Linked DNA regions of Homo sapiens: region 2 is linked to region 1. Evidence: read pairs that join two places in POLR2A ChIA-PET (ENCODE). Cell type or tissue: GM12878. All regions are shown on one strand.

What was found. ChIA-PET counts read pairs that join two places held together with the same protein. Peaks named below come from ENCODE experiments on the same cell type or tissue, not always from the same donor. Only the 100,000 strongest peaks of a DNase experiment are listed, where the experiment ranks them.
Region 2: POLR2A ChIA-PET joins it to region 1 with 7 read pairs; 6 of 35 experiments call an interaction of 5 or more read pairs at or near these places.

The regions. Positions count from the first base shown.
Region 1 is chr12:42,290,323-42,295,322 of GRCh38, forward strand. It overlaps the pseudogene IGF2BP2P1. Among named protein-coding and RNA genes, the nearest start is that of MIR7851, 31 kb to the right of the region's middle. In GM12878, no CTCF peak of the experiment used is centred here; no DNase peak of the experiment used is centred here.
Region 2 is chr12:42,358,543-42,363,542 of GRCh38, forward strand. All of the region lies in intron 4 of PPHLN1 (periphilin 1), which reads left to right. Among named protein-coding and RNA genes, the nearest start is that of PPHLN1, 35 kb to the left of the region's middle. In GM12878, no CTCF peak of the experiment used is centred here; a DNase peak (open chromatin) is centred at 2,435; H3K27ac peaks cover 809 bases.

The DNA of each region.
Region 1 (5,000 bases):
AACAAGAAAAAATAAATAAAGTGCTTAGAATGGTTCTTGGCACGCTGTAAGCATTTAATGTAGGATATATGTTATAAGTAGCAATAATAGTATACGGGAAATAATGGCTTAATATATAGTTATATGAATGCAAACAAAGGGCATATTGTTTTATAATTTATCCACCTAAAATTTGAAGGACCCATTTATATTTCCCAATCAACAAAATAAAATTTCTGAAAAATACCCAATGCATGATTAATATTTAGTGAATATTCAGTAATACGTAATTAATGCCCATTAAGCATAGAAAACAAAAAAATAAACTTAAGATATTATACATAATACATAAAGTACTGCTTATCATTTTATCTCACTGATTTATTACTTTGTTTAAGTAATGGGTCAAATAATGTTTCCCTGAAAAACAAATATTAAAATATTACAGTGTTAGGCTAAAAGAGGCATTAATCTTCCTCCCCAACGCCAGGATTTCCATATACTTTTATATTTGGTAAGGCAAATAATTTCCAATAAACTATAGCAGTATAATAGGCATAATTATTTTTCCAGACTTGCATAAGTTATTAATCACTCTGAAAAAAAATTTTTAAGAGACAGAGTCTCACTCTGTCATTCAAGCTGGAGTACAGTGGTGTGATCATAGCTCATTGTAATCTCAAACTCCTATGCTTAGGAGATCTTCCTGCCTTAGCCTCCAGAGTAGCTGGAACTACAGGCACTCATCCCCACATCTGGCTAATGTTTTTATTTTTTGTAGAGATGGGGTCTCACTATATTGCCCAGGCTGATCTTGAACACTTGTCCTCAAGAAATTCTCCTGTCTTGGCCTCCCAAAATGCTGGAATTACGGGCATAAGTCACTGTTCCTGGCGATTTATTATTAACTCTGCAGGATAACTTCATAAATTTTGGTCTTAAAACATGGTTTTTTGTCCATTCTACATACATTGTTTTCTCTCATTAATTCCAACTGTATTAATATGCATTCAGCCCCATTTCTTATCCTCTCTTTAGAGTCTAAAATGGATTCTTTCATGTCCAGAGGGAGAAGAATAAAAGAGTGGCAGCTTGCTGGGTGCAGTGGTTTATGCCTGTAATCCCAGCACTTCGAGAGACCAAGGCGGGAGGATTGCCTTAGCCCAGGAGATTGAGACCAGCTGAGCAACATAGCAAGACCCCATGTCTAGAAAAAATGAAAACATTAGCTGGGTGTGGTGGCATGCACGTGTAGTCCCAGCTACCTGGGAGGCTGAGGTGGGAGAATCACTTGAGCCTGGGAGGTTGAGGCTGCAGTAAGCTATGATTGTGCCACTACACTCCAGCCTAGGTGACAAAGCAAGACTCTGTCTCAAAAAAAAAAAAAAAAAAAAGCAGCAAAAGTGATAGAAAAATGGGGTTTCCAAAACTCCGGGGATTAATAAGAAGAAAAAAAACAAGAAGGGAAAATGATGGCATAAAACAGAGAGTAGAAAGAAAAGCACTGAGTACAACCCAGTACTGATCCTAATCTGCTCTCATGTCTGACTACAAACCTTGGAATTGTCTGCTGGAGCGACAGTTATCTGAAGATGTAAATGGATTAGACATACAAAATAATTCATTTGCATGGCTTCATGTAGTAGTGTTGGCTCTCTGCTGGGAGCTCAGCTAGAACTTTCCACAAGTGCCTACATGTTTCTTGCCTTTTATAGCAAGATAGCTGGGGTCCCAAAGAGAGCATCTTGAGTGCTGGAATTTCCACAAGCATTTCAAAAAGCTCAGGTAGAAGTCATAAAACTTTTATGATCTAGCCTTGGAAATCACAGAACATCATTTCCGATGCATTCTATTGGTCAAGCAAATCACTAAAGTCAGCCCAGATTCGTGGAGCAGTTGGACTCCATCTCTCAACTGGAAGAGTGACAAAGAGTTTGCAGCTATCCTTAACCAACTGCAAATATGAAAAAAAAAAAAACCTCTAGAAATGAAAATCATTATAATCAAAATTAGGCACTCAGTACAGGAGTTTCACAGAATTTTTGACAAAGTTGAAGGCTGAGCTCCCAGAATATAACATCCCAAAGATTAAAAAAACAAAAAAAATTTTTGGCTGGGTGCAGTAGCTCACGCCTGTAATCTCAGCACATTGGCAGGCAGATCACTTGAGGTCAGGAGTTCGAGACCAGCCTGGCCAACATGGTCAAATTGCCGTCTCTACTAAAAATACAAAACATTAGCCAGGTATGGTGGCGGGCGCCTGTAGTCCCAGCTACTGGGGAGGCTGAGGCTGGAGAATTGCTTGAACCTGGGAGGCAGAGGTTGCAGTGAGCCGAGATCATGTCACTGAATTCTAGCCTGGGCAACAGAGCCGGACCCTATCTCAAAAAAAAAAAAAAAAAAATTAAAAAGATGATGGAAACCAGAAAAGAATGAAATAATTTTTTCAGTGAGCTAATAATAATAATAATAATAGTAATAATTGTCAACAACATTTTATGATGAGAGAAAATATTCTTCAAGAATGTTTTACACAAACAAAAATTAACATAGTCTATCACCGGCAGACCCAAATTAAAGGAAATACTAAAGGGTATTCTGTAGGCAAAAAACAAAATGATCATAGATACAAAGTTCCCAGGTGCAAGAAGGAATGAAGAGCACAAAAGTGGTAGATATATGGGTAGATCTAAATAAACATGGACTACATAAAACAATGATAAAAATTTCTTTCCTCCTTTATTGGACTTACAAGAAACAATATGCAGGAATGGAAATGCATGATAACACTAGCGTATAAACAAGGGAGGTTTGGAAGGCCGAGGTGGGCAGATCACCTGAGGTCAGGAGTTTGAGACCAGCCTGACCAATATGGAGAAACCCCGTCTCTACTAAAAATACAAAATTAGCCGGGCATGGCGGCTGCATGCCTGTAATCCCAGCCACTCTGGAGCCTGAGGCAGGAGAATCGCTTGAACCTGGGAGGCAAAGGTTGCGGTGAGGCGAGATCGCATCATTGCACTCCAGCCTGGGCAACAAGAGTGAAACTCCCTCTCAAAAAAAAAAAAAAAAAAAAAATTAGCCAGCCATGGTGGTGGGCACCTGTAATCCCAGCTACTCAGCAGGCTGAGGCAGGAGAATCGCCTGAACCCAGGGGACAGAGGTTGCAGTGAGCCGAGATCGCACCACTGCACTCTAGCCTGGGCAACAGAGCGAGACTCCATCTCAAAAAAACCCCAAAAAACATAAACAAAATAAAACGAGGTAAAGTACTAATTACCATTAGAATATGGTATGTCATTTTTCAAGTCCAGATATAAGCCGTTATACTTACTGTAAATTGATTTTCAACAAAGGTGCTGAGGTGATTCAATAAGAGAAAGGATAGTTTTTTGTTTTTGTTTGTTTGAGACAGAGTCTAGCTCTGTTTCCCAGGCTGGAGTGGTGCAGTGGTGTGATCTCAGCTCACTGCAACTTCTGCCTCCCGGGTTCAAACGATTCTCCTGCTTCAGCCTCCCGAATAGCTGGGATTAGAGGCACCTGCCACCACACCGGGGTAATTTTTGTATTTGTAGTACAGTCGGGGGTTTCACCATGTTTGCCAAGCTGGTCTCGAACTCCAGGCCTCAGATGATCTGCCCGCCTCTGCCTCACAAATTGCTGGGATTACAGGAGTGAGCCACCGTGCCCAGCAGAATAGAATAGTTTTTAATCAACAAATATTGCTGGAACAATTGGATACCCACATGCAAGACAATGAATTTAGACCCTTGCCTCATACCATACACAAAAATAAATTCAAAATGGTTGGGCACAGTGGCTTACGCCTGTAATCCCAGCCCTCTGAAAGGCCGAGGTGGGAGGATCTCCTGAGATCAGGAGTTCGTGACCAGCCTGGCCAACATGGTGAAACCCCGTCTCTACTAAAAACACAAAAAAATTAGCTGGGCCTGGTGGTGCCCACCTGTAGTCCCAGCTAGTTGGCAGACTGAGGTTGGAGAATGGCTTGAGCCTGGGAGGCAGAGGTAGCAGTGAGCCGACATTGCTCCACTGCACTCCAGCCTGGGTAACAGAGTGAGACCCTGTCTCAAAATAAATAAATAAATAAATAAATAAACTCAAAATGGATCATAAACATAAATGTAAGAGCTAGACCTATGAAAATTCTGCAAGAAAACATAGAAGTAAATTTTCATGGTCTTGGGTTAAGGCAAAACATCAAAAGCACAAATAATAAGATAAAAATACTAATAAACTGAACTTCAAAGTTAAAAACTTTTGTCCTTCAAAGGACACAGTAAGGAAGTGAAAAGACAAGCCACAAATCTGGAGAAATATTTGTAAATCATATACCTAAGAAGGGACTCATAACCAGAATATATGAAGAACTCTTACACCTCAGTGATAAGAAGACAAATAGGCTGGGCGTGGTGGATGACGCCTGTAATCTCAGCACTTTGGGAGGCTGAGGCTGGCGGATTACGAGGTCAGGAGATCGAGAACATCCTGGCCAACATGGTGAAACCCCATCTCCACTAATAATACAAAAATTAGCTGGGCGTGGTGGTGCGTGCCTGTAATCCCAGCTACTTGGGAGGCTAAGGCAGGAAAATCACTTGCACCAGGGAGTCGGACATTGCAGTGAGCAGGACGTTGCAGTGAGCCCAGATCGTGCCATTGCACTCCAGTCTGGCAACAGAGCGAGACTCCAGCTCAAAAAAAGAAAAAAAAAAAAAAAAAAAAAGAAAAATTCAATCATCTTAACTGTACAATTGAATAATTTCTTAGTGATTTTACAGAGTTGTGAAAACATCATATTGGCATTGCTTCCACTTTTCAGCCACTATGAATAACGTTTCTATGACCATTTATGTACAAGACTCTGGGTGGACATACATTTTTATTTTGGGGGGTAAATATGTAGCAGTAAATCTGCTGGGTAAAAGATAAATCTAGGTTTGATATCACAACAGATAAAATAGATAAATCTATGTTTGATATTTTAAGAAATTGTCAGACTA
Region 2 (5,000 bases), 68 kb after region 1:
ACCACACCCATCTATTTTATTTTATTTTATTTTTTAACTATTTTGTAGAGATGAGGTCTCACTTTATTGCCTAGGATGGTCTTGAACTCCTGGGCTCAAGCGATCCTCCTGCCTTGGTCTCCCAGAGTGCTGGGATTATAGGCATGAGCCATTGTTCCCGGCCAAATTGAATCTTTTTAATGGTCAAGTAATAGTCCATGGTGAGGATATGTCAAATAATTTAGCTGGTCACTCTGTTTACAGTACAAAACAGTGCTGCAGTAAATTCTAGTACATAATATTTTCATGAAATAGTACTTTAGTTTTTACGAGATAGGTTACTAGAAGCAGAATTTCTGGGTCAGTGGGTATATATATGTATTTTAAATATTAATAGATGTCAGTTTGCCTGCTAAAAATGGTTTAACATGTGTGTTTAATTTTTTTTAATAAAAATCTTAACATTTTAATTTAGATAATTATTTTTCTTTCTTATTTACTAATATAAGTAGTTTGAAATTTCCTTTAAGTAGTGCCATGACAGTATCCCATGATTCTGATATATAGTAATTTACACAGATTCTGACATACTGTATTCTAATTATTCTGTGATCACAATGTTGCCTGTACTGTAATTTTACTTTCAAAATCCATTGATTATTAATGGTTCATTAGTTGATCAGCTTCCATAACTGTACCATGGGCATTAAAACAAGGTATATTCTCTGTTTTCAGAGTATGGAGTTCATTCTGTATGGTATATTCATTCATTTATTAAATATTTCTTGTGGTATCTAATATGTCAAATGCTCTTCTAGTCTCTGGGAATATAAAGCCTCTGTCTTCATGTAGCCTACATTTTAATATGAATTATACATATTTAACAAATAACAAAACATAATTTTTACAAAGAAAAAGCAGGGAATAGAGAGTATTTGTACTGTCCACACCTGCTTGTGTCTTCACTTGACGTCTGAGTTATCTTCAATAATGTCTCAGGTTTTATGCTATCACAGTAGCTATAGCTTTTACTGCCTGGCATCTATCTGGCTTCTGTAAGCTGTTCTCTGTATCAGGTGGGCTCATTGACGATTTCCTACTTGAAAGACTTTGTGAACAGAAAATAGCTGTTGTTGTAGAAAAAGATTTAATGCATTGTGAACCGTGCAAAGAGAATTGTTACATCTATTGGTAATGTTCTGAGCAGTTAGGAAAGCCATGTCAGTATTTTTGTTTTTGTCAGTGGGGTGTACAAAGTGATTCTTTGTGCTGTAGGAAGAAAATATTAAAAGATTTGAAAAATTGACCAGGTGTGATGGCTCACGCCTGTAATCCCAACATTTTGGGAGGCTGAGACAGGCAGATCACATGAGGTCAGGAGTTTGAGACCAGCCTGGCCATTATGACAAAACCTTGTCTCCACAAAAAATACAAAAATTAGTCAGGCATGGTGGCAAACACCTGTAGTCCCAGCTACTCGGGAGGCTGAAGCAGGAGAATCACTTGAACTCAGGAGATGGAGGCTGCAGTGAGCTGAGTTCACCCATTGCACTCCATCCAGCCTGGGTGACAGAGCAAGACTCCATCTCAAAAAAAAAAAAAGAAAAATTGCAAGAATAACTGAAAACTCCTGTAACCCTTCACTAGAGATTTCATTAATGTCTCCAGAAATGTCCCCAGTAATGTGCTTTATAGCAAAAAACTTGAATCTGGGCTCATAAATCACATTTTCATAAGCTTCTTCAATCTGGAACAGCTCCTTAGTCTTCCCTTGATTTTTATGGTTTAGTGTTTTTGGCAAGATGAATACAGGGCAAGTTTTTTTTTTTTCTTTCTCAGTTTAGGTTTGTCCAGCGTTTCTTCATTTCTTCATGATTAGAGATTAGGTCTAGGTTATAGGTTTTTGCCAGGACAGTTCCTGAAGTGATGCTGAATTCTTTTTTTTTTTTTTTTTTTTTTTTTTTTTGAGATGAGGTCTCACTCTTGTCACCCAGGCTGAGGTCTCACTCTGTCACCCAGGCTGGAGCGCAATGGTGTGGTCTCGGCTCACTGCAACCTCTGCCTCCCAGATTCAAGTGATTCCCCTGCCTCAGCCTCCAAGTAGCTGGGACTACAGGCGTGTGCCACCACCGCTGGCTAATTTTTGTATTTTTAGTAGAGACGAGGTTTCATTATGTTGGCCAGGCTGCTCTTGAACTCCTAACCTCGTGATCTGCCCACCTTGGCCTCCCAAAGTGCTTGGATTACAGGCATGAGCCACCGCGCCCAGCCGCCGAATTCTTTTTCTTCCTATAGGCTGCACATGTTGTTTGTGTCCTTATTGGTATAGTTGACTTTTATCACTTGTTTAAGATGGAGTCTGCAAAGTTTCTTTACTGTTAAGTTGTCCTTCCCCCTGAAATTGCTTTGTGTGGAGATACTTTGAAACTATGTGATTGAATCATTTCCTGTTCCACTTTCAGCTGCTAGTTTTAGCATCCACTGATGGTTTTGCCTGAGTTAATTATCAATATTATGGACATAGTATTTATGTCCCCCCAAATTCATGTTGAAACCTTAGCCCCCCATTATGATAGTATTAGGAGGTTAGGCCTTTTAGGAGGTGAGATTTGGTCATAAAGGTGGATTCCTCATGAATGGGATTGGTGCCTTATTAAGAAGAGACATAAGAGCTTGCTCTCCACCATGTGAGGATACAATGAGAAGACAACCATCGTCAGACCAAGAAGAAAGTCCTCACTGGACACCAGATCTGCTGGTACCTTGATCTTGGATTTCCCAGCTCCAGAACTATGAGAAATATAAATAGTTTGTTGTTTAAGCCTATGATAATTTGTTACGGCAGTCCAACCCTACTAAGACAAATATAATGGGTTTTAATGGGTGGTTAGCCCATTCTTTCTATATTTATTATGCTGGCATTCTATTGTAAGGAAGAACATTCTCCTCACCTCTTTACTCCCTTAAAACAGACAAAATTTTGTTTATATATGTATGGACTAATAGATGCCTATTTTATTCAGTGAGTTGTAATTCATTGCTGTCACTATTTTGATGCTTAAATTTGGCCAGTGAGAGTCCCTTCAAGTTAGCTTCTGTGGTTGGTTGGTTGGTTGGTTTTGTTTTTCAAATATTTGCTTGTGACAATATATGTAACATAATAAAGTATGCCATTTACACAATTTTTATGTACACAATTCATGAGCATTAATTCTATTGACAGTGTTGAATAGAATTAATTTAATTCTGGTGAGTACAGAAACCCACATTTGAATTGTTTTCAACTTTTGGCATTGTGAATAATGCTACAGTGAACATTGGCCTACGAATACCTCTTTTGAGTCCGTGTTTTCAGTTTTTTGGGTACATATGTAAGAGTGGAATTACTGAATCATATGGTAATCTATGCTTATCTTTTTGAGGAACCATCAAGCCATTTTCCCTAGTGGCAGCACCATTTTACTTTCCTGTTAGCAATGTATAAAGTTCCCAGTTGCTCCACGTTCTTGCCAATGCTTGTTATATTCCATGTGTTTGTGTCTGTATGTGTGTAACCATCCTCAAGAGTGTAAAGTCATATCTCATTGTGGTTTTGATTTGCATTTTCCTAATGATGACTAGTGGTGATGAACATCATTTCTTGTGCTTATTGTTCATTTGTATATCTTTGGAGTAATGTCTGTTTTGAGTTTTTTGATTTTTTTTAACTGGGTTTTTTGTCTTTCTGTTGTTGAATTTTAGGAGTATGATATTAAACTGTATGTGATACATGATTTGCAATATTTTCTTCCATTCTGTTGATTGTCTTTTTACTTTATTGATAATATTCTTTGATGCACATTTTAAATTTTGATGAAGTCCAATTTATCTAATTTTTTTCTTTTGTTACTCATGCTTTTGGTGTCATATCTAAGAATCCGTTGCCAAACCAAGGTCATCTGTGTTGTTTTGACATGTCCACGTCATTCTTTGGTCACCTCTTTCTGACACAAGATGTTTCAGTCTCTTCTTAGGCTTCTCTGCCTCACTCTAAATTCAGGTGTTTCTCCAAGGAGCACGGGCCTTCTATAGTGGAGAGTGATTTTTTGAAGCTAAGAATCTGAACACACAGACACACACACAGACTTTTACTTCTGCATTTATTTTTATACAGTGTTTATGTGTATTCATGACTATGAGATCATGGCATTACCTTTTCTTTTATTGCATACTTTTATCTCCTTTTTCCATCTGTGGGAAATCTGGCTCCCAGTTGTTAGGAGAGACAGTCCTCCATGGGTGTCTTGCACTCCTGCACATCTTGCCAAGATATGCAAGACCCTGGTCACTCATTATTCAGGGTAGTTCTCAGAGATGTGTTTGTAATGAGCAATCTTGAAGGCCAGAGTAATGTCTCCCTGTTTGTCAAACAGCAGGCTTGCTTATTGCTTGGTGTAAAAATGGTGGGTTCCTTAAGTTCAGTGTTCCTCAGTTGTGACCCACACCCACTGCATGTGCCACATTTATCTAGGCTTATATCATGTTACCCCTGGACTTGGTACCAGAGAGAACTGACACAAACATGCCAATGCTTGTGTTGCTATGCTATGAGTGATAAAGTTTTTTCTCTGACCCAGAAGTCTGCTAGGATCCAGGAAACAGTAACAGTCTTAATTTATAACCTTGTAGGTAAGGCAAAGTCAAATTCCAGACCTGACACCAGTATCATCACTGTGTTTGTTCACACCCCTAAATGTGATTATTATCCTGACCCCATGAGTCTTTCTTATTGCTCTCTCCAGCACCTTTTTTAAAATTAATTAATTAATTTAAAAAAAAATTTTTTTTGTAGTTTGCCACCACTGGGTGGGTGTTACAGGGCCACCTTGCATTCACACCATCTTCCACAGGCCTATTACTGGCAGTGGAACTTTATACTCTAGCTATTTTTTTTTCATTTTGTTATGTGTTTCATGCTGTGGAACATACTTTATAAATCTAGTATACGTGTATTAGTGGTTTATATTCAAATGTGTTTTACT